4 separate regions of the Homo sapiens genome follow, and regions 1, 2 and 4 are each linked to region 3. The links are chromatin contacts, found by Hi-C or POLR2A ChIA-PET in ENCODE. All regions are on one chromosome and are shown on one strand. The core of a region is the stretch at or near the end of the contact, and the rest is flanking DNA. Distances in the headings are between cores, read along the strand shown.

Evidence for each region. A loop is a pair of places that touch in the nucleus more often than their neighbours do. ChIA-PET counts read pairs that join two places held with the same protein, here RNA polymerase II (POLR2A). Pooled maps may share reads with other maps.
Region 1: a map of CD8-positive, alpha-beta T cell shows a loop between it and region 3 (31-fold over the local background). The contact joins the enhancer-like site here to the promoter of RNF14 in region 3. A Hi-C loop is called at or near these places in 3 of 168 maps with a recorded cell type or tissue (CD8-positive, alpha-beta T cell and naive thymus-derived CD4-positive, alpha-beta T cell), 4 of 37 single-sample maps with no recorded cell type and 12 of 50 pooled maps. POLR2A ChIA-PET finds 5 or more read pairs at or near these places in 11 of 52 experiments (CD4-positive, alpha-beta T cell, Caco-2, GM12878 and 7 more).
Region 2: a loop to region 3 is called in a pooled map, with 4 times the contacts of the local background. The contact joins the enhancer-like site here to the promoter of RNF14 in region 3. A Hi-C loop is called at or near these places in 4 of 50 pooled maps. POLR2A ChIA-PET finds 5 or more read pairs at or near these places in 4 of 52 experiments (AG04450, WTC11, activated CD4-positive, alpha-beta T cell and 1 more).
Region 4: a pooled map shows a loop between it and region 3 (4-fold over the local background). The contact joins the promoter of SPRY4-IT1 here to the promoter of RNF14 in region 3. A Hi-C loop is called at or near these places in 5 of 37 single-sample maps with no recorded cell type and 11 of 50 pooled maps. POLR2A ChIA-PET finds 5 or more read pairs at or near these places in 2 of 52 experiments (MCF 10A and WTC11).

What each region holds. Positions count from the first base shown.
Region 1 is chr5:142,355,700-142,360,374 of GRCh38, forward strand. The region is part of intron 3 of SPRY4-AS1 (SPRY4 antisense RNA 1); the gene reads left to right. Among named protein-coding and RNA genes, the nearest start is that of SPRY4-AS1, 33 kb to the left of the region's middle. RefSeq lists enhancers at 1-162, 163-964 and a silencer at 1,002-1,651. Within about 2 kb of position 1,377, at least 34 of the 41 ENCODE cell types and tissues checked have a DNase peak (open chromatin) inside an H3K27ac peak, as active enhancers do.
Region 2 is chr5:142,430,438-142,435,068 of GRCh38, forward strand. The region is part of intron 3 of SPRY4-AS1 (SPRY4 antisense RNA 1); the gene reads left to right. Among named protein-coding and RNA genes, the nearest start is that of SPRY4-AS1, 110 kb to the left of the region's middle. Within about 2 kb of position 2,179, at least 13 of the 41 ENCODE cell types and tissues checked have a DNase peak (open chromatin) inside an H3K27ac peak, as active enhancers do.
Region 3 is chr5:141,966,278-141,971,429 of GRCh38, forward strand. RNF14 (ring finger protein 14) reads left to right here and starts at 2,828. Exons shown (of 9, transcript NM_004290.5): 1 at 2,828-2,890; 2 at 4,427-4,600. LOC124901095 (a long non-coding RNA gene) reads right to left here and starts at 3,503. Exons shown (of 3, transcript XR_007058977.1): 1 at 3,331-3,503. RefSeq lists a silencer at 2,611-2,750 and an enhancer at 2,861-3,010.
Region 4 is chr5:142,316,702-142,321,473 of GRCh38, forward strand. It overlaps SPRY4-IT1 (SPRY4 intronic transcript 1), which reads right to left and starts at 1,621. Exons shown (of 1, transcript NR_131221.1): 1 at 919-1,621. The region is part of intron 1 of SPRY4 (sprouty RTK signaling antagonist 4); the gene reads right to left. RefSeq lists an enhancer at 2,891-3,635.

The DNA of each region.
Region 1 (4,675 bases), core at 127-2,626, 390 kb after region 3:
CTCCATGTTGGTCAGGCTGGTCTCAAACTCCTGACCTCAACTGATCCGCCCGCCTCGGCCTCCCAAAGTGCTGGGATTACAGGCGTGAGCCACCGCGCCCGGCCCTAAGTCAGTGGCTCTTAACCCTGGTTGTACACTAAACTCACTTTTGAAGTCTTACAGAAATGCCAGTGCCTAGGCCCCATTACCAAAGATCCTCATTCCCTTTGTCTGAGGTGGGGTCAGGGGTGTCAGTGTTTTTGAAAGCCTCCCTGGGAATTCTCATTTGCACCTAGGTTGAGAAGTACTGTATCTAGTTCAGTGTCTCATTTTCCTTATAGGAAGCTGTGAGGCCGAGAGATGAAAGGAAAGGCTCAGGCGATATAGCAAGAGCAGAAGGACCCAAGCCCCTTATCAAGGCTTGTATTCAAGGGGAAAATGCAGCCCTGGGGCTGCCCTTCACTCGGTCTTTGGGATGAGACTTCTGAGCTCTTTCCTGATAATAATGTTTGGACCTTTCCAACCCAGTTCTTCCTAGCACCCTTGCCTTTTCATCCTTGGATGCCTCAGGTCAGACCCCTCAGAGAGGTGTCCCTACAGAAAGCCGCTGTTCTAGAATGTGACCCATTAAAAAACTCATAGCACTTGTAGATGTGAAATAATCCTGTTCATTCATTTTTGAGAATCTAAGCCCCCTGTGGGCAGGAACCGTATCTGTGTTGTTCCTGCGGTGCGGGGGCTTAGAGTAGTGACCAGCACTTAGTAAAACATACTCATTAAATGACTGAATGAACGAAATCCCAGGAGGCCAGTTGAGTAGTTTTTTTTTTTTTTTTTTTTTTTCCTGGTCCCGACCATCTGATTCTCATTACTTCTACAGCTCGGGAAGTCTCTGCTTTGGCATTTTATAAACCTCCTGTGCGTACGTCGACATTTTAACCATAAATCCAGAGTTTTGGGACTGCAAAACTCGAGGCCAGGGGATTGGGGGAGGGGGATAACTACCCGGAGGTCCGAAGCCCGGCGGAGCTGCCCTGGGGTTGGGGGGAGGGACGGGAACCCTCGGGAGGACGCCCCTCCGCCCCCTGCCCACCCCCTCGGCGGGACATGGCCCCGGGCCGGGACGTCCTTCAGATTGGTGCGCCGCCGCCGCGGCCGTCTCCTCCCGTCGGGCGGGGTGGGGGGTGGTGAGGGACGCGATCCAGGTCGTGGCCTGGCGGCGGCTCCGGCCACAGCCCCCGCATTCCGGCCGCGCGCCCCCGGAGGTGACGCCTTGAGGAAGCTGTATTTTTTTGGGGGGGAGCCGCAGGGAACCGTTGGGAGAGGGGCCCTGTGTGTGTCCCTTTAAGAGCCGGAGCGCTGCCTCCGCCTCGCAGGCGCCCGGAGCCTCACAAAAGAACAGGATGTTGTTGATTTGTCACCAAACCACAGAGAGGAAATGATTGTAAATTTCCTTTAAACATCCCCACCGCGCTCCGGCCGCCCCCGCTTCCGCCTCCTCCGCCCCCGCCCGGTTCGGCACAGCGGGGCCTCAGCGCTCCCGCGGGGCGCCTGCTCCCCGGCCGGGCCACGGGCCGAGCGGCTCCTGGGCGCCTGCGGGAGGAGCCCCCGGCCCGGCCGCTGCCCCAGCTCGCGTTCCAGTTGCTTTTTCTACAGTTGCAGCGGAGGAAGGTCCTGGGCTTTTGTGTGAGCCCGCGCGCCGCCCTTCTCTCCGGGAGCGAATGGGAACCGCGCGCGGGGAGCTCCGTGCTGTGTCTAGGGAGCGCCTTAGCGCGCCATCCCCGTTTAGCCTCGCAGCTTCCCTGTAGAGGCAACAACCGTTATCTCCTTCGTTAGGGTCTGGAGGGAAACTGAGGCCCAGGTTAGTTACGTGAGCCGAAAGTCACCAGCTCTTGGAACGCTTTGGGGGCTCTTGGAACACACCATGCAGGTTTAGGTCACCCCAGACCTTATATTTGTGAATCAGTGAGCGACCGGAACATTCTAGAATCCCCAAGTCATCAAAAGTGGCAATTTACATTGCGAAGTCCAAAGCAATGATTGCCAAGTCCAAGTTTTTTCGTGGGGGAACGTCCCTCACCACTTCCAGCCGGGCATCCACTTTTCAGAAGCTGTTTGGGTCTCAGTTTCTACTTTCACTCCATTTGCTTGTAAGATTTCAGGAAGCCTCTGGTGGAGTAAGTGTTTGCTCCCAACCTGTGGCCCATGTTGGAGTGGTGTGGTCTGTGGTCTAGGAAAGGGCTGCCTTTGCTGTACAGAGTGTTCTTTTGGAGCAAGTAATGCTTATTCCGGCATAGGCTGCACTGGGCTTCTTGAACTAAAAGCAGCAGCTAATGTCCTAGACACCGCTGAACAGAATTCTCTCATTTCATCCTTTGACCAGCCCCAGGAGGTAGAGGTTGCTTTTCTCTTTAAACAGTTGAGGAAGCAGGTTCAGAGAGGCTGAGGAACCGGACCAGCTTGCACATTGTAAGTGGAAGACAAAAGACTCATTTAGTTACCACATTCTGATTACTGGTGATGTCTCTCTTTAATACTTTGTCTTATTACTCGCTTGCGGAGACAGGTGGTGAAGAGAATACAGGATATTTTTGTTGGGTCTTGTTACCTCAACTTCCAGGGAGCTCTGGGCCGGACTCCACTTTCTGGGAATAGAGTTAGGTGGCCAGTGCTCTCAGACTGGAATCTTCCCTTTGCCAGCCTTATGAGAGGTCCTGAGTGGCTTGGGGACTGAGGTGGAGTTCTTTTCACTCTACTTGAATAGGAAAATGGGCTCCTTTAAACGATTACCTGGAGTTGGATTTCTAAGGCTGAATAGCCCCAGTCCAATGCAAGCCCTTCTATTCAGATTTCTCAGCTCTAGGGGGCAATGGTAAGAGCTGGTGAGATGTATGGAGGGTTGACTTTGAATATTAAACGTGCGGTTCCTAACAGCTAATGTTTTCGTGTGCCTGCTATGTGCCATGCACTGTGCCAGGTGCTGTGCACGTGTTTTCTCATTTGATCCTAAGCCACGAAAAGTTGGTACCCAGAGAGGTCGTGCACCTAGAAATGATGGAGCAGGGGTTGGCATTTTTCTCCACAGAATCCCCTGTGTCTGTGCAAGAGGTCATCCAGGCACCCCAGAAATGAGACCACAGTTGCTTGCCTTCAATCATTTAGAAAGCCAAGAGGGTCCTTGGTGCGGGTGGATTTTGAGAGAGAAAGACAGTGGCCTTTGGCTCCTTTGTGCTGCAGCTGTCTGCAGTTCCTCAACTCTGAGGACATTTGTTGATGGATTTCCAGAGCGGACTTCTGTGTCTCCACCTGTCCTTTTTGCTTTTATAGAATGCCAGTCACTGGGACATCCACATCCTGACACTTGGGAGGGTGAACCATCTCCTTGTTTCCATTCCTCAGATGAGGAGCACAGGGCACCAACCTGCTAAGTTGTTGTGGGCACTGAATGGGCTGACTTGAGGCAGAGCAAAGCCACTGAAGTCAGGGTCCCTAGTCCCCGCCACTCAGTTCTGGGGAAGCTGGAACCATAGGGCAGGTCATCTGATGCCACCTGGTCTGAGTTTCCTGGCCTGTGAAGAACTTTGGTCTAGGTGGTCTATGAGGGCCCTTCCAACCATTATAGAAAAAATAGCTTCTATTTACTGGTCCCGTTAATAATATTTATTAAACATCCATTACATGCCAGGCACTACTGTTACAGGCGTTGGAAATACAGTGGTCAACACAAGTTCTGCCTTCTTGGAATTTAGGTGAAGATGCCCGAATAAAATAATTTTATATATATGTAAGTGTATGTATATGTGTATATGTCTATACATATATATGTGTACAGTCGTAGGCTGCATAATGATGGTTCAGTTAATGATGGACTGCAGATAACGGCGGTGGTCCATAAGATTATAATAGAGCTGAGAAATTTCTGTTGCCTAGTGAGATCATAGCTATCCTAATGTCTTAGCTTAGTGCAGTGCATTACCTTTTCTATGTTTAGATACACAAGTGTTTATCACTGTGTTACAGTTGCCTACAGTATTCAGTACAGTACCATGCTGTACAGGTTTGTAGCCTAGTAGCAATAGGCTGTACTGTATAGCCTAGGTGTGTAGTAGGCTATACCATCTAGGTTTAAGTAAGTACACTCTAGCTCTACGATGTTCGCATAACGATGAAATCGCCTAACGAAGCATTTCTCAGAACATTTCTCAGAACTTACCCCAGTCGTTAGGCGACACGTGAATGTATGTGTATATATGTAAAATGTCAAGGAGTACTTTGTTATGGACAAAAATGAAGCATGTAAGGGGAAATGCAGTGTGTGTGATGGGAGGGCTACTATTTTATTTAGGGTGAGGAAGGCTCACTGATAAGGTAGAAGGGAAGGAGTGAACCAGGCAGCTTCCTGGGAGAAGCTTACTGTAGGTATTTGAAATGGCAGAGATAAAGACTGGAGATGGGACTGTGTTGCATAGCACTTGCTGTGTGTTGAGCACTGTGCTAAGTGCTTTGTAGTCTTATATGTTTAATCCTGCTTATCACTGTTTTGTTTTCTTTGAAGTGTGAGACTCAGGTTAAATGATTTACCCAAGGCCACACAGCTAGTATGTAGCGAAGGTGATATTCAAATGCTAGTTTTAATCATCATGCTGCTTCCCACTAGGGACTCTCCTTTTTGAGCTGGACCTGGCATTTCATTCAT
Region 2 (4,631 bases), core at 929-3,428, 460 kb after region 3:
ATGATCTTGGATGACTCATGTCACTTCAACCAAAAAAGAGAACAAAATCTCTGACATTTATCCATCTATTACGTTTGTTTGTTTGTTTGTTTTTAGAGTTTGACTCTTGTTGCCCAGGTGGGAGTGCAGTGGCGTGATCTCTGCTCACTGCAACCTCTGCCATCCAGGTTCTAGTGATTCTCCTGCCTCAGCTTCGGAGTAGTTGGGATTACAGGCGTGAGCCACTACACCCGGCTAATTTTGTATTTTTCAGTAGAGATGGGGTTTCACCATATTGGTCAAACTGGTCTCGAACTCCTGACCTCAGGTAATCCACCTGCCTCAGCCTCTCAAAGTGTTGGGATTACAGGTGTGAGCTACCGTGCTATTATTTAATAATAATAATATCTATTTTATTCCCCCATTTTTTCACTTTGAAATATTAAAAACTATAGAAAAATTGTAAGAATAAAAGAATGCTATATGTGGGTGTATATATACAAGTATGTATATTTTTGCTGAGCCATTTGAAAGTAAGTTGCAGGTATCGTCACATTTCCCTCCTACAGTACTTCTGCATGCATCTCTGCGTTCTCATAACAGTGGAATTCTCAAACTTGGAAAATGTATTATGGATGTAATACTCTTCTTTAAAATTTCCCTTATTGTCTCCATCATGTTCCTTTTCTGTTGTTTGTTTTTATTTCTGACCCAGGCCAATCAAGGATACATATTGCATTAAATTGTCATGTCTCTTTGGTGTGCTTTAATCAAGAATGATTCCCCAGCCTTTTTTTCTCCCATGAGTTGACATTTTTGAGGAGTCCAGGACAGTCATTTTGCAGATGACCCGGCTGGTTTGTTCAACAGTTAGCAGCAGTTGAATACCTCCCACGTGCTGGGCACTGTGCTGGTGATAGGAGAACATCTGAATCAAGGCAGGTGGGGTTGTTTTCCTTTTGCTGCTCACAGTCTAGTGGGAGAGCCTGAGGATAAATAAGTTACAGAAAAGTGAAAAATACTGGGAGAGACTGAAGAGCATTCCCGCCTAGGCATGCATCTGCTCTAAAGATAAATAGGGCCCGAGACAGGCCAGCCTCGGTGCTCACACCTGTAATCCCAGCACTTTGGGAGGCTGAGGTGGGTGGATCACGAGGTCAAGAGATTGGGACCATCCTGGCCAACATGGTGAAACTCCATCTCTACTAAAAATACAAAAATTAGCTAGGCATGGTGGCGCACGCCTGTAGTCCCAGCTACTCGGGAGGCTGAGGCAGGAGAATCACTTGAACCCAGGAGGTGGAGGTTGCAATGAGCCAAGATGGCACTACTGCATTCCAGCCTGGCAACACAGCAAGACTCCGTCTCAAAGAAATAGGGCCCGAGACAAGAAAAGATGAAGTGGAAAATCATGGGGTGCTTTGAAGAAAGGTCTGTCTCTGAGATGGTGATATTTAAGTTGGCGTCTGGGGTGACAGTGGTGGCAGTGGCATTCCAGGCAGGGGAAACAGCATGTGCACAGGCCTGGAGGCTGGAAGTGTTTGGCCTGGTTGAGGCACTGAGCAACAGCCAGTTTGACTGCAGCATGGTGAGCAGGAGGCGGGAGGTAGGAGAGGAGGTTGATGCCGTGGGCAGGGGTTAGACCATGGTGTGGTGGCTTTTCGATCTAATTTTAGGTGCAATGAGAAGCCCTTGGAGAGTTGATAAAGTGGACCCCATGAACTGAGGCATGCTTTAAAAAGATTACCAGCCTCTGTTTGAAGCACCCCTGAAGCCATTTGCTGGGTTGGAATGAAATTTCTTCCACAAATTCAAGAGGATGGATAAATTCAAAGTGGTGTTTGTGAGAATTTAGAGCTATCAGAAAAGGTGGTTTAAAACTCCTGACTTATGTTTGTTATTTGAAATTATACCTGGGTAATTTCTGAGGCATGGACTTGGCTTGGCTTTCCAGAGAGGTGGGTGGGGACATCTCTTGTTCTCTCGTCTTGTCTGGTTTGTCCCCTTCATCAGTGACATCATCACACCCTAGAAACCACACAGTAGTCCCATTGCCTCCCCGGCAGTTTTTAATTTGGACTTCGGCTGGTGTCTCTGGGGAATCCTGCCACCCCTGGCTGAGGAGTGTGTGCCTCCCACCTGCTCTCCCCAGGCGCCCCTTCCGCAGAGCCCACCCACCTTTGCTTCATGGTCCTTCAAGCCGACCACACTGGAACTAAACCAACGCTTAAGAGGAAACAGATTAGCAGGCGCGGTGAGGCCCCTGCCTGTTCCTGGGCAGGCCCCATGCAGCTAGAGGCGTACACGGTGCCTGTGCTCGTTGGCCTCCTGCCTGGGCTCACCCGGCCAGAGTCTGGGGAGGGTGGCCGCCAGGTGTGTAAGGGCCACAAAGATGCTGGCAGTCTGCCTGAAGCTTCGGAATCAGAGACCGAGAGGAAAGACTCCCAGTTTGCAGAAGAACATCTCCAGGGTTTATTGCACTGAAGTTAGAGTTACCTTAACCTGTCTGCTGCAGCTTTATGCTGGTTGATGTGTATTTAATTCACAAACTTGTGTTAATTTCCTCTGCTTTTTTGTCCTCCACAAAGTGTGTCCTTGTCACTGTTCTTCTCATACACGCATTCATCCTGACCTTACTGAGGGCTTCCTGTGTTGAGAGCTGGGTGAGGTCACTGAAGAAAGTGTTCAACCCAGAGTCTGCAGTGGAGGGAACAGCCATGATGCCATGCTGCAGGTGTGGAGATGCTTATCAGATACTTCCTTGCCTGCGGCCTGGCCCCTGCAGCCCACACTCAGCTGCAGGAGCTCTCTCAGGTCCTGGAGCACACCATGCTCCCTGCTTCCTTAGGGTCTTGGCATTTGCTGTTCCCTCTGCTAGAATGCTCTTCCTGTGCCACCTCCTTCACCTAGCCAACTGCTACCCTTCTCTGCCCACCCTGGCAATGCCTGATAACCTTGTCATCTGCATACATAGGACCGTGTCTCTTTCCTTCAGACTACACAGCTCCATTTGGAATAATGTGTGTACGAATGTGTGTGATTATTTGATTCCTGTTTGTCTCCCCTACTTGGGTGTAAACTTTGTAAGGGATGGGAAGATGTCTGTGGTTGCTCATCACATAACCCCAGTGTACCCTAGGCCTAACTCTTTAGTGGTAGAGGGTTCTCTAGAGAACGGCTAGTTACTGATGGAATCTCAGGAAGTGTGTGCACGGTGGGTGGCTTCTGTGAAGTCGGGAAGTCAAGGCTTGCTCTCCCCTGGGCAGAATCCAGTACGATGAAATGAGAGAGAGATGGAATGCAGAGCACTCGAGAGCGTTTGGAGATACTGGGTGTTTTCTGGCATCCTAAACAGCAAGGACCCAGGATACCCACCCACTTGCCTTCAGAGCAGACTACAAGGAATCTTCCTGTTCATTTTCCTGACTGTCTCCCCATATCCCCATTCTCCATATTGAGTTTTTCTGGAAAGAAGCAAGGGGTGTGTTTCATTTTTCTGTTCTGTGCCAAACCTCAACTAGGGAGAGGAAGTTCTGTAATCAGATTTTTCCCTTCTGGGCTCCTTTGTTAGGATGTTGCCCTGAAAGAATGTCTCGTTTCACTGGAGATCTCAGCCAGCCTCAGCATGAGCCCTGTTCCACTTGGGTTGTATTTACTTCCAAATGGTGTGAGACAAATGCACTTCTGTGTCCCCACTTCCCTGGGATGTCCTGCTGTACAACCTTCTGAATTAAAACTTAGGATCTGTGTGGCAGTGGGTGAGTAACTCAGGAGCTGGGTGGGGACACGGTGGTTGCAGTGTGGAGGAAGAGACTATTCTTGTGTGGTCCCAAACTGTGACCCAGGCATTAATATTCAACTAGCCTGGCTCCTCTGCCTTCTGATAAGATCAAATAACAGCAGCATGTGGTCAGAGACTCAAATGCCTACAAAGCCTGGGAAAGTGGAGCACCCCATTAGTTGAAAAACTGTACTCTCCAGTTAACCCTAGTCCCCACCACTCCCAATTGTCCCCAAGACAAAAATGACCACTGGTTTTGAAGAGCAGACTTCTTCGCTGGCCACACGTCTTAGTTTCCATTTTGGTTGTTGGATATTTGGGGATAGGGACTATGGTGAACTAGAAAGCTTGTGCCCCTCTAAGAGGACAGCTACTTCTCAACTCCAGGTAATTGTTGCCACATGAAAATATGGGCCCAATGTCACCAGATAATCTGTTTCTTAAAGAGAAGCCAGATAGCTGGATTTGTTTTTATTTTTACAATTTTTACATTTCTTGTAGAGACAGAATCTTGGTACATTGCCTAGGCTGGTCTTGAACTCCTGGGCTCAAGCGATTCTCCCACTTTGGCCTCCTAAAGTGCTGGGATTACAGGTGTGAGCCACTGGGCCCAGCCAGATATCTGGATTTGTATGAAAAATCTTCTAATTTTTAAACGTTGGGAACAAACACATGTTTTAAGGCTGGGTGCGGTGGCTTATGCCTGTAATCCTAGCACTTTGGGAGGCCGAGGCTGGCGGATCACCTGAGGTCAGGAGTTCGAGACTAGCCTGGCCAACATGGTGAAACACTGTCTTTACTAAAAATACAAAAATTAGGCTTGGTGGTGGGCACCTGTAATGCCAGCTACTTGGGAGGCTGAGGCAGGAGA
Region 3 (5,152 bases), core at 1,578-4,077:
CTCGGTCTCAAAAACAAAACAAAACCCCAAAGTATAATACACCTGACTTCAACTTTATGACATTGCTGTCTTTTATTACATCTTTTTATATTAAAAATAAATAAAAATGTCATAAATAGTAATTGTGTAAATATAAAAGGCCTTATTAAAAAAACAAATCTTAGTGCCTCAGTTTTCTCTTCTGTCAAGTGGGCACATAAAATTACCTAAGTCATAGGGTCCTGGGCATTTAAATGAGAGAATGTACGTGAAATATTTAGCACAGTGGAGGGCTAGGCACACGGGGAGACTGCAGTTTAAAAGACTAACCAGGCACATGAGACCAAAGACACAAAAGTCTGTTATTTTCCTAGAGTCAAAAACAAAACTTATTAGAAGGCTGTCTTTACCCAATCTTGTCCTCAAAATTGACTCTAAATCTTTAGTTCACTTTAAACATTCAGTAAATTATTAACACTGCTTTGAAATTCTCTTTCTATTCTCTCTATCCTGTGACCTCTGACATGATGTCACAATTCACCTTCTGCTCTGACTTTGTGAGGATTTCCCAAGCTGGTTGGTGCATGGGCTTCCTCACTTTTTTCCTCACGAAGAGGTCTCTGGTCTCCCCTCTCTGAGCACTCTGAGGTAGGGTTGCTGTGTGTTTTGCTCTTGGTCTAATTCCTTTGGCTAAACATGAATAATTATATTAATGAATGGCTTTGGAGATTCTTCTTCCGTCCTTTGCATTTTTCCGAGATATGTTTCTGGTTTTGGTATCTATTAGAAGGGTATTTTGGTTTCTGTTTTGTGACAATCAAGATTTATAGTACAGAAAATTAGAAGTGATTATTTCTATTTCAAGGTTCTTTCTGTGGCAGCCAGGTAATCCCTTGGGTGCCCTGATTTACTCACTTGGTTTTTTTCTCTCTCCTGGGTATAAGACCAACTACATAATTTACAAAGCCCAGGGCAAAATAAAAATGCAGCCTCTCATTCAGAAATTATTAAGAACTTCAAGAGGGTGAGAGCACAGCATCAAATCAAGAGCAGGGCACTTCTTTTTTATTTTAATTTTTCCATAAGTTATTGGGGTACAGGTGGTATTTGATTACATGAGTAAGTTCTTTAATGGTGATTTGTGAGATTTTGGTGCACTCATCACTCGAGTAGTATACACTGCACCCTATTTGTAGTCTTTTATCCTTCGTCCCCCTCTCATCCTTCCCCCTAAGTCCCCAAAGTCCATTGTATCATTCTTAAGAGCAGGCCACTTCTAAATCTGGGGCCCTTCTAAGTGCAGGGCCCTATGTGACTGCACGGGTTGCTGGCCCATGAATCTAATCCTGCCCGGGAGGCAATGGTGGTAAAAGCTTTAGAATCCTGTAGGCTTGGGTTAGAGTCTTAGCTCTGCAAGTTACTCTTTTGGAGGAAGAAATATATGAAAAAGCGGACACAGGAGCTTATTAGATTGTGAGGAGCACATTAGTTTGATGGGTCCCAGGAGAAGGAGCCAACATTTCTGTATTCCACTTAAGCGCTGAGAACGGTGCTTTGTACCTAAAAAAATTTTTTAATTAAGACATAATTCACATGCAATAAAATTAACTCTTCAAAAGTATACAATCCAGTGGTTTCTAGTACACTCACAAAGTTATACAACTATCACTGCTCTCTAATTCCACAATATTTTCATCACCCAAGAAACACCATATCTATTAGCGGTATCTATTAGCAGTCACTTCCCATTCCCTCCTGCCTTAGTTTCTGGCAACCACTAAACTACTTTTTGTCTCTATGGATTTGCCTATTCTGGACATTTCATATAAATTAAAAACAATATATGGCTTTTTGTGTTTGACTTTTTTTTTTTTTTTTTTGAGACGGAGTCTCGCTGTTACCTAGGCTGGAGTGCAGTGACTCACTGTAACCTCTGTCTCCTGGGTTCAAATGATTCTCCTGCCTCAGCCTCCCTAGTAGCTGGGACTACAGGTGCCCGCCACCATGCCCGGCTTATTTTTTGTATTTTTAGTAGAGACGGGGTTTCACCATGTTGGTCAGGCTGGTCTCGATCTCCTGACCTCGTGATCCACCCGCCTCGGCTTCCCAAAGTGCTAGGATTACAGGCGTGAGCCACCGCACCCGGCCTTCTAAGGGTTTTATAGTTTTAGTTCTTACATTTAGGTCGTTGATCCATATTTAGTTAATTTTTGCATATGGTGTGAGGAAGGAAGTGTATAATTTTAATTCCTGCTTAGCCTGACGATAATCATGTGACCCTTGGTAAGTTCTTGCACCTAAGTCTCAATTTCCTTATTTGTAAAGTGAGAATAACAAATGGTAGCTAAATCATAAGATTACAGTGAAGATAGAAAATTTACGTAGAGCATTTATCACACTGCTTGAAGCATCCTAACTACTCGATAAATGCGGTCGGTGTTACAGTTATAACATGAGCGATGAATGCGTGCTTCCACAGTGGAGTGCCAGAAAGACCGGCAGCATTTCTGAGAAGGTAAACGGGAGGAAGTAGGCTTGCTTAGTCCACTTGGAGAAGCAGGTCTGGGATTGTTGTGAGAGTCTCTGCCCTAGGTAGACCACTGCCTCATGATCCCCTCTAGAGATTGGTAAAAATTCGAATTCTCGGGCCCCATCAGAACTACTGAAAAGAGCCTCCTGTGAGCACAGGGCTCGCAGTAAGTGGGGGTGACGGTGGTCGCGCCGGCAGCGCCGCCTTGGGCCTGCGGGAGGCGCCCGAGAGGCAGGGGCGACCACGGCGGCTGCGCAGAGTCCTCCCTATGCCGGCGGTCGCGCCAGCGGGATCCGCCTGGCTCAGCTGACAGCTCCCGAGAACGGAAGAGGCGGCGCGCCGGTTGAGCAGGGCGTCTCTAGGCCTGGTCGGCTGGCGGCGGTGAGTGGGCCCCAGGCAAGGGCGGAGGGCGGAACTTTGGGGTTCGGCACTGCCGGGCGGCCGGAAGGTACGGTGGGGATAGCTCTCTGGGCGCGCGAGGCAGAGAAGGGGACCGGGCTGGGACTGTACACTGGGCCTCAGTCCCTCAAATCCGGGACCGGGCGTCCGCAGCTCGGCTGGCCGGGACTCCCTTCGGGACGCTGAGGAGGAAGGGGAAGGTGTGGGCCCTGCTCCTTCGGGACGCCCCAGGCTGGCCAGCAGCTCACACATCCGCATTGCGCCCTCTGATCCCAGCGTTGGGGCGGATAGCTAGCGTTGGGCCTGCCCCTGTTTTGGGGCAGTCGCCCAAACGACGCCGCACGCCTAGTGGCGAGCTGAACCCAGACTAGGACACCCGAAGACCAAATGGATAGAGTGAGAAGGAAATGGGGGTTAGCAACCTGAATTGAGGTACTGGATTCCAAGTGACAGCTTCACAAGCTGAAATCTTGTAGGGTAGGTCATGAGGAACTGTTGAAACTGCTTGGAGTAGAAGTTCTTAGCCCTGGCTGCATATTGGAATCACCTGGAGAACTTGGAAAACTACTGAGGCCTGAATTAATTGTTCTAGGGTGTGGCCTGGGTATTGAGATTTTAAAAAACAGCTCCTCAGAAGATTCTAATGTGCAGTCAGATGGAGAACACTAACCTAAAACCATAAACTGCATGAATGAATCTCTCATCCCATTTGCAAATGTTTTAACAGGAAGAAACAAAAAGCTTAATTCAATTAGCACCATATACTCCCACCTAGTAAAATAAGACAATGTGAAAGGACCTAATACAGTACATAGTAGGTGCTCAATTAATGTAAATTGATTCTGAATCTCATTCTTATCTCATTTGGGAGTTACACATCCGAGAATCTGGTTTTTAATTATGGTTTTGTATATAGTATTTTTGCATATAATTTTAGGGTGTTGATAGGATTCTCCGTAGCCCATCTATAGACCACACTCCCTTTTCCCCTCACCCCAGTGAAGAAGCCTAGCTCTAAAGCATTTAGAATAAAACTTAAAAGTTTGTGTTTGTGTACTCTTGTTTTGTTTAAGTATTTTTCTGTTACCAAAATTAACCTTGAGTGCCACTGGCAGGCTTAATTCATGAACAAGAGAGGAAAAACTGGAGGGGAGTGGCAAATGAAGGAATACAAGAAGCAGAAGAGGAAAGGAGAAAAAAACAAAACAAAAAACAAACTGAAGAGATTGTTTGTTATGGGGCATGGTGTCCTGTACTTTCATATGACCTTGGTGTTCCTCCTTAGCTCCTCCCATAGCTGAGGGCAGACAGATAAAAAGTCCTCAGTCATTGCTGGGGACATGCAAATACTCCTTTAACCACATGGCTCAGTTAGCCTGCCCTAGGAGAGTAACATGCACTTGTAGATTAGGATTGGCTATATGTTAGGATATGTTTGACTTAAGCAGTGATCATGGAAATTCAGAATTTTAATTTGGAGAGGGTCCTAACACCATCTTTTGTATTTCTTTTCTGCAGATGGCAGGATTTTCATAATATATGTAGTATGAGTTCCACATCTTGGCCTCTTACCCAGCTTCAGCAGTCTCAGCTCCACCAGTTAGAGAATAAATGGGATTTGCATGAACTCCACTCTGAGCTGAAATACAGACTGCGGTGTTAATATCCTTTTCTTCTGATTGTTATTAACAGGTACTAACTGACCTCAAGTAGAACATGTAATTGTGTCTTAGATAGGGATGCAGCTTAAGCAGAGCCATGAACTAACATCTCCTAGAAAAAAAGTGTTTTTTGAAAATGAAATCATTTTTAATTTCATAGTATGACCTTTTAAAATGTAAAAAATCCTAACTTTTTACTTATGTACATTTTAATTAAAAATATTTTAGTTGTGAGGGAGGATATTTGCAAATGCAATTGTAGTTCAATATTTTAATTGACTGGTAGTTTTGTTTTATTAAAATGATTTTTGTAAATTCTCATTGCATATTTTTTTCACATTTAAATTATCTGAAATTGCTGTATCTTTCAGTTGATGCTATTTTAAAAAACATTGATTCATACTTTATTTTTTGAGACAAGGTCTTGCTCTGTCCCCCAGGCTGGAGTGCAGTGGTGCAAACACGGCTCACTGCAGCCTCAGCATCCAAGGCTCAAGCGATCCTCCTGCCACAGTCTCCTGAGTAGCTGGGACTACAGGCACACACCACCACACCTGGCTAATTTTTTATAGAGACAGGATCT
Region 4 (4,772 bases), core at 371-2,870, 350 kb after region 3:
GAACCTGTCTAAAATAAAAAGCTAGCTCTAGATAAAAGTTTATGAAGGGGATAAAAAGGGGGCTATCCACGGGGCTCCAGTATGTATATCACTTACACTGCTAAATCCAAAAAGCATCCAGTCTTTTCTGCGAGGTTCAATGCTCAGTCAACTGATATTTCCCATTCACGCAGGGCATCAACTATTGGCTTTGCTCCCATGGCCCTGCCTACTTAAAAGGATGCTGGTATTTCTTTACACGCCTTGTTTTTCCTGTCTTGGAGAAAGCCTACCTAGTGGCAGTGCCTGCCCCCATGTTCTCTTCGGATGAAACCATAGCATCACCTTTGAATTGGCGATTTCCTTGTGGCAGAGTTTACCTTAAGTGTCTGGCAGGTCTGCCACCAAAGAGTAGCCACTTGCCAAAGCAGCCTCCCCTGGAGATCCTGTGGTCAGGGCTGGAGAGAGGGAATGCAAGTAAGCATCTATGGAGAGGAGTTTTTCCAAGGATCAGGCTGATGACAACGTAGGAATTCCAGGGAATGCTACCTCAGCCTGCCCACTTATTCTCAATAGGTGTTCCAAAGCCTTGCTTCTAGAATAAATGAGTTTGGGGCAAGAGGCCAGGGTTAGGAGCCCAAGGTCCAGCACTGAGGACGCTGCCTGGAGGAAAGGGTGTGGCTTGGCCTAAGAATTAAAAATGCCACGGATAAGATTCTCCAGCACCAGCCAGAACCCTCACCCCCGGACAATGATAACATGAGTCCCTTGTTCCAGAAACCGATGTCAGGAATATTCAGGGTCCTGCCAACACAATGTAGGCAGCAGTTTGAAGCTTCTATTGCCCCATATAGTTGGGTTTTGTCTCTCAGGACCAGGATTGGGTCTGGTCATGCTGTGGAAGAAAGTAAAAGACTCCCTTTCCTTAAGCAGATTCACTTTTTTTTTTTTTTTTCATTTGTGAGGTTCTTTAAAAACAGCCCATGTCCTACAGATAAAGCAAAAGAAATGGGCAATGCTCAGAAATTTTAATAGGCCTTGGAATCAGAAAGCAGATTCCCCAATTCATGGAAAAGTCCCACCAGGAAGCCAGGATGGGAGCAGCCGCTGCAGGCAATGGGGATGTTGGCATTCACAGGCTCCCATAACCCTCCAGAGGCAGCTGTCAACATCTGGGCCTGCAGTTGAGGCCAGACATGGGGATGGGAGCTTGGCCCACGATGACTTGGCTCTCTGGGGACGATGCAGCATCCGATGGCTCCACTGGGCATATTCTAAAATGTATCTTCCCTATTATAACCCCGATGTAGTAGGATTCCTTTCAACCACCAGCTCAGCAAAAACCAAATCAGAGTTCCACTGCTGGCCTCACCCCTCACCAGCAGGGACCCTCCAAGAGCCTCTGCTGAATTTATGTGGCTGACAAAGGAAAACAATTTTCTGAGCTGCCTATTTAAGAACCCCTCAGCACAGCTAAATGATGTCTCAAAAAAAAAAAGAAAGAAAAAAAGAAAAGAAAGAAGGCCTGGCGCAGTGGCTCATGCCTGTAATCTCAGCCTTTTGGGAGGCCAAGGTAGGCAGATCACTTGAGGTCAGGAGTTCAAGACCAGCCTGACCAACAGGATGAAACCCCCATCTCTACTAAAAATACAAAAATTAGCCAGGCATGGTGGCAGGTGCCTGTAATCCCAGTTACTTGGGAGGCTGAGGCAGGAGAGTCACTTGAACCCAGGAGGCGGAGGTTGCTGTGAGCCAATATCGCACCACTGCACTCTAGCCTGAGTGACAGAGCAAGACTGAGTCTCAAGAAAAAAAAAAAGAAAGAAAGAAAAAGAAAAAACAACTCTCAGTTGATTTGGTAGATCAATCTCTACTCACTGAGAAACACCCACCCTCCACTCTGAGCAATGCTGACAATCTTAAGTGCAATTTAATATGTGCTCCCTGCTTCCCCTGCAAGGTAGTAAGAGATTTATAATATAAATAAGAGAGAGGAGGTTTTGCCTCATTTAAGCAGTTTGGAAGAGACTGATGGCCAATTTGGAAGACACTGGACAGAGAAACAAACCCAGCACTCCACTTAGCCAAAGAAGCACCTCTATCAAGTTTAGGTGGTACTCTTACGAACTGGCAAGAGGGAAGGGACTTTTACCTCCACTCAACCTTCTAATAATAATAAATAATAATTATGGAAGCGGCTAATATTTACGAAACATTTCTTGGTGCCAGGCTCCGTGCTAAGCCCTCAGTGATTTATTTTCTCACCATAAATCAAGTCATTTAATCCTCACCATACTTCAAGAGAGAACCCATTTTACAGAGGAGGAAATGGAAGCACAAAGGGTCATAGAGCTAGCAAGTGACCAGAGCAGGATTTGAACCAAGACAGCAGAGGCTTCAGAGGCTGAAATATTAACCTCTCAGCCCTGACTTACAAAAGCCCTCCATAACCTCTGGGAATTTATGGAAAGGCATGAAAGTGCCATCACTTTCACAACCATGGACTCCTCCAGCCCTCACGGAACATCATTAGAACATCCTGGGGCTCTGCAATGCAACCAACAGGGAAGGAAAGCCAGATGGGGCTTACATCAGCCTGAACCCCAGGGAGGGGAATTTTCAATGTGGAGAGTGAAGGCTGTGGGGGTTTGTAATCTCTCTCATTCAAGGAAGGCTCAGAGTTCAAGTGCTCTTCACTCCAGTTCAGTGTTACATGCCATCCCCCGTCTTAAAAGTGGTTTCATTTTTAGTTTTCTTATAGTTGAATGGATTTCACTTGTAGGAGTTTATTACAAACCAGTCCCCAAAAGGAAACCCTGGGGTGGAAAGGAATCTCTACTCCTCCCCACCTATCAAGTTGAACTTAAGGGTCCCTAGGGTACCTTCATTGATGGGGTCCCTGGCCCAGGTCTGTGAGGAAGGGAGGGAGCCAGGGCACAGAGAGTCCTAGAATACTGAATCAGCAGGATATCAAAATCCCCAGAACACGCGCAACACTGTATTTGCTGCTTGGCGGGTCTGGGAGCCCAGAACCAGCCAGTCTGACACTCACTGCATTTGTACCTGTGGGGAGGGGGCTGAGCATCAGGCTGCAAACCGCTCAATACAGGCTGGCTGAAAAGAATCAAGAGGCATGTTAAATGTCCGCACAATTGAGCAGGATGCCTAATCCCACCCACCCACACCCTCCCCTTGACTTACCCTAGGGAGGTGAGTTGGGAAATATTGGGAAAACCTGACAGTTGTACTTTGAAAGCTACAGGTCAGCTAATGACAAACTGGCAAGAGGCTGTGAATGAATGGGTAGTTTAAGCACTGCCCCATTCAGTCTCAGCGGGTTCTTTCAGTGAAGGCTGTTTAACCCTTTAAACAACTCAGAATAAAGGTCTCTAGGCTGCCAGAGAGCCTGCCCACCACTATTGCTTGGTTCTTTGTGACACTATTCCAGTTTAGCTAATTAAGCTACAACCAAATAATGACTTATTGCTTTAAAAGGACTTTAAAAAGAGGGGGAGGGATGCTGAGGGAAGCAGAGGACTTGCCCCTCCCTATACCCTGCAAAGAAAGACAATCTCTGCTGAGAATGGCCCCAGTGGAAGAATAAAGCATTTGGGCAGCTGGATTTGTCTATGAATCTTTCTTCCTTCCCCCACCTCCCTACCCCCAGCACCAGCACTAAGAAGCTCACCTCTGGCCACAATCTGTCAGAGATCACAAAAAAAAAACGGTTGTTTTTCATCACTTCATCCCACCACATTACCGATTCCCAACCCTCTTCTCTTCTCTCTTTCACAGCCAATCAGCTGAGCTCCAAAGCCCCAGCACACGGAAGGGTGGGAATCTTGCTGGACTTTGGGCTTTGGGCTATTTAATCAGCTTCGAGTTTCTGCTTCACTGTATTACCGCCTTAATTGTCTGCTCAGATTCCCATAAAGAAGGATTAGAAGCCAAGAGTCAGTAAAGAAGGAGTCAGAAGGAGCCTGTTAACCACTGGCATAGTTTGGGAACTACTGGCCAAGTCCAGGTCTGGGTGGGACCAGAACCCTAGACTCCTAGGGCAGGGCTTCCTCCCACAGACACTAAGATCTTATTATTTGTCTTCTTACCCTCCACCAAGAAATGAACTTACAATAATAGATTTTAGCTTACTCCTGGGACAGGAGCAGGAAATGACTTCCCCTTCCCCCAACCAAAAAAAGACTACTGACAAGGGAAACCACTCTTCTGCAAGTGGCCACCTGCCCCGAAGGGCCCCTTCCCTTCTCCGCCAGATCCAGCACATCTGTGCTCCCTCCCCTGTGCCCTTGCTTCCTTCACTGACTGGGGCCTGTCCTTGGAAAGAACAATCATGATCACAGCTGAACTGTGGAGCCTCTTAAGCCCAGCCACATGTCCCGGATACATTCCCCAGCCTTGTCAGCTGTCCGGATCTGCAGGGTGGCCCCAGACCCCGAGAGCCAAGAATACCCTCCCTCTTACATCACGCAACACCCCACACCTCCTGTGCAGGAAAGGGGCACCCTTAAAACTAGGCCCTCCTCCTAGGAGCCCAATAATAACCATGAGCATGGCCCTAGTCCTGGCCGCTCACTAGCAGCTCTGCTGGCCTCTGTCCCCTTGGGAAGAGTTTATTTTCTCTACTGTGCAGATGGGGAAGCTAAGGCCATGCTTAGCAGGTTTGCCTAGTCACACATCTGCTCTGTTCTAGCCCCTGGCTTGGTCTGGAAGGGACAATACAGCTTTCTGAAAGTTGTTCACCTACCCCTGGCTCTTTTGAAAGAGCAAAAACATAT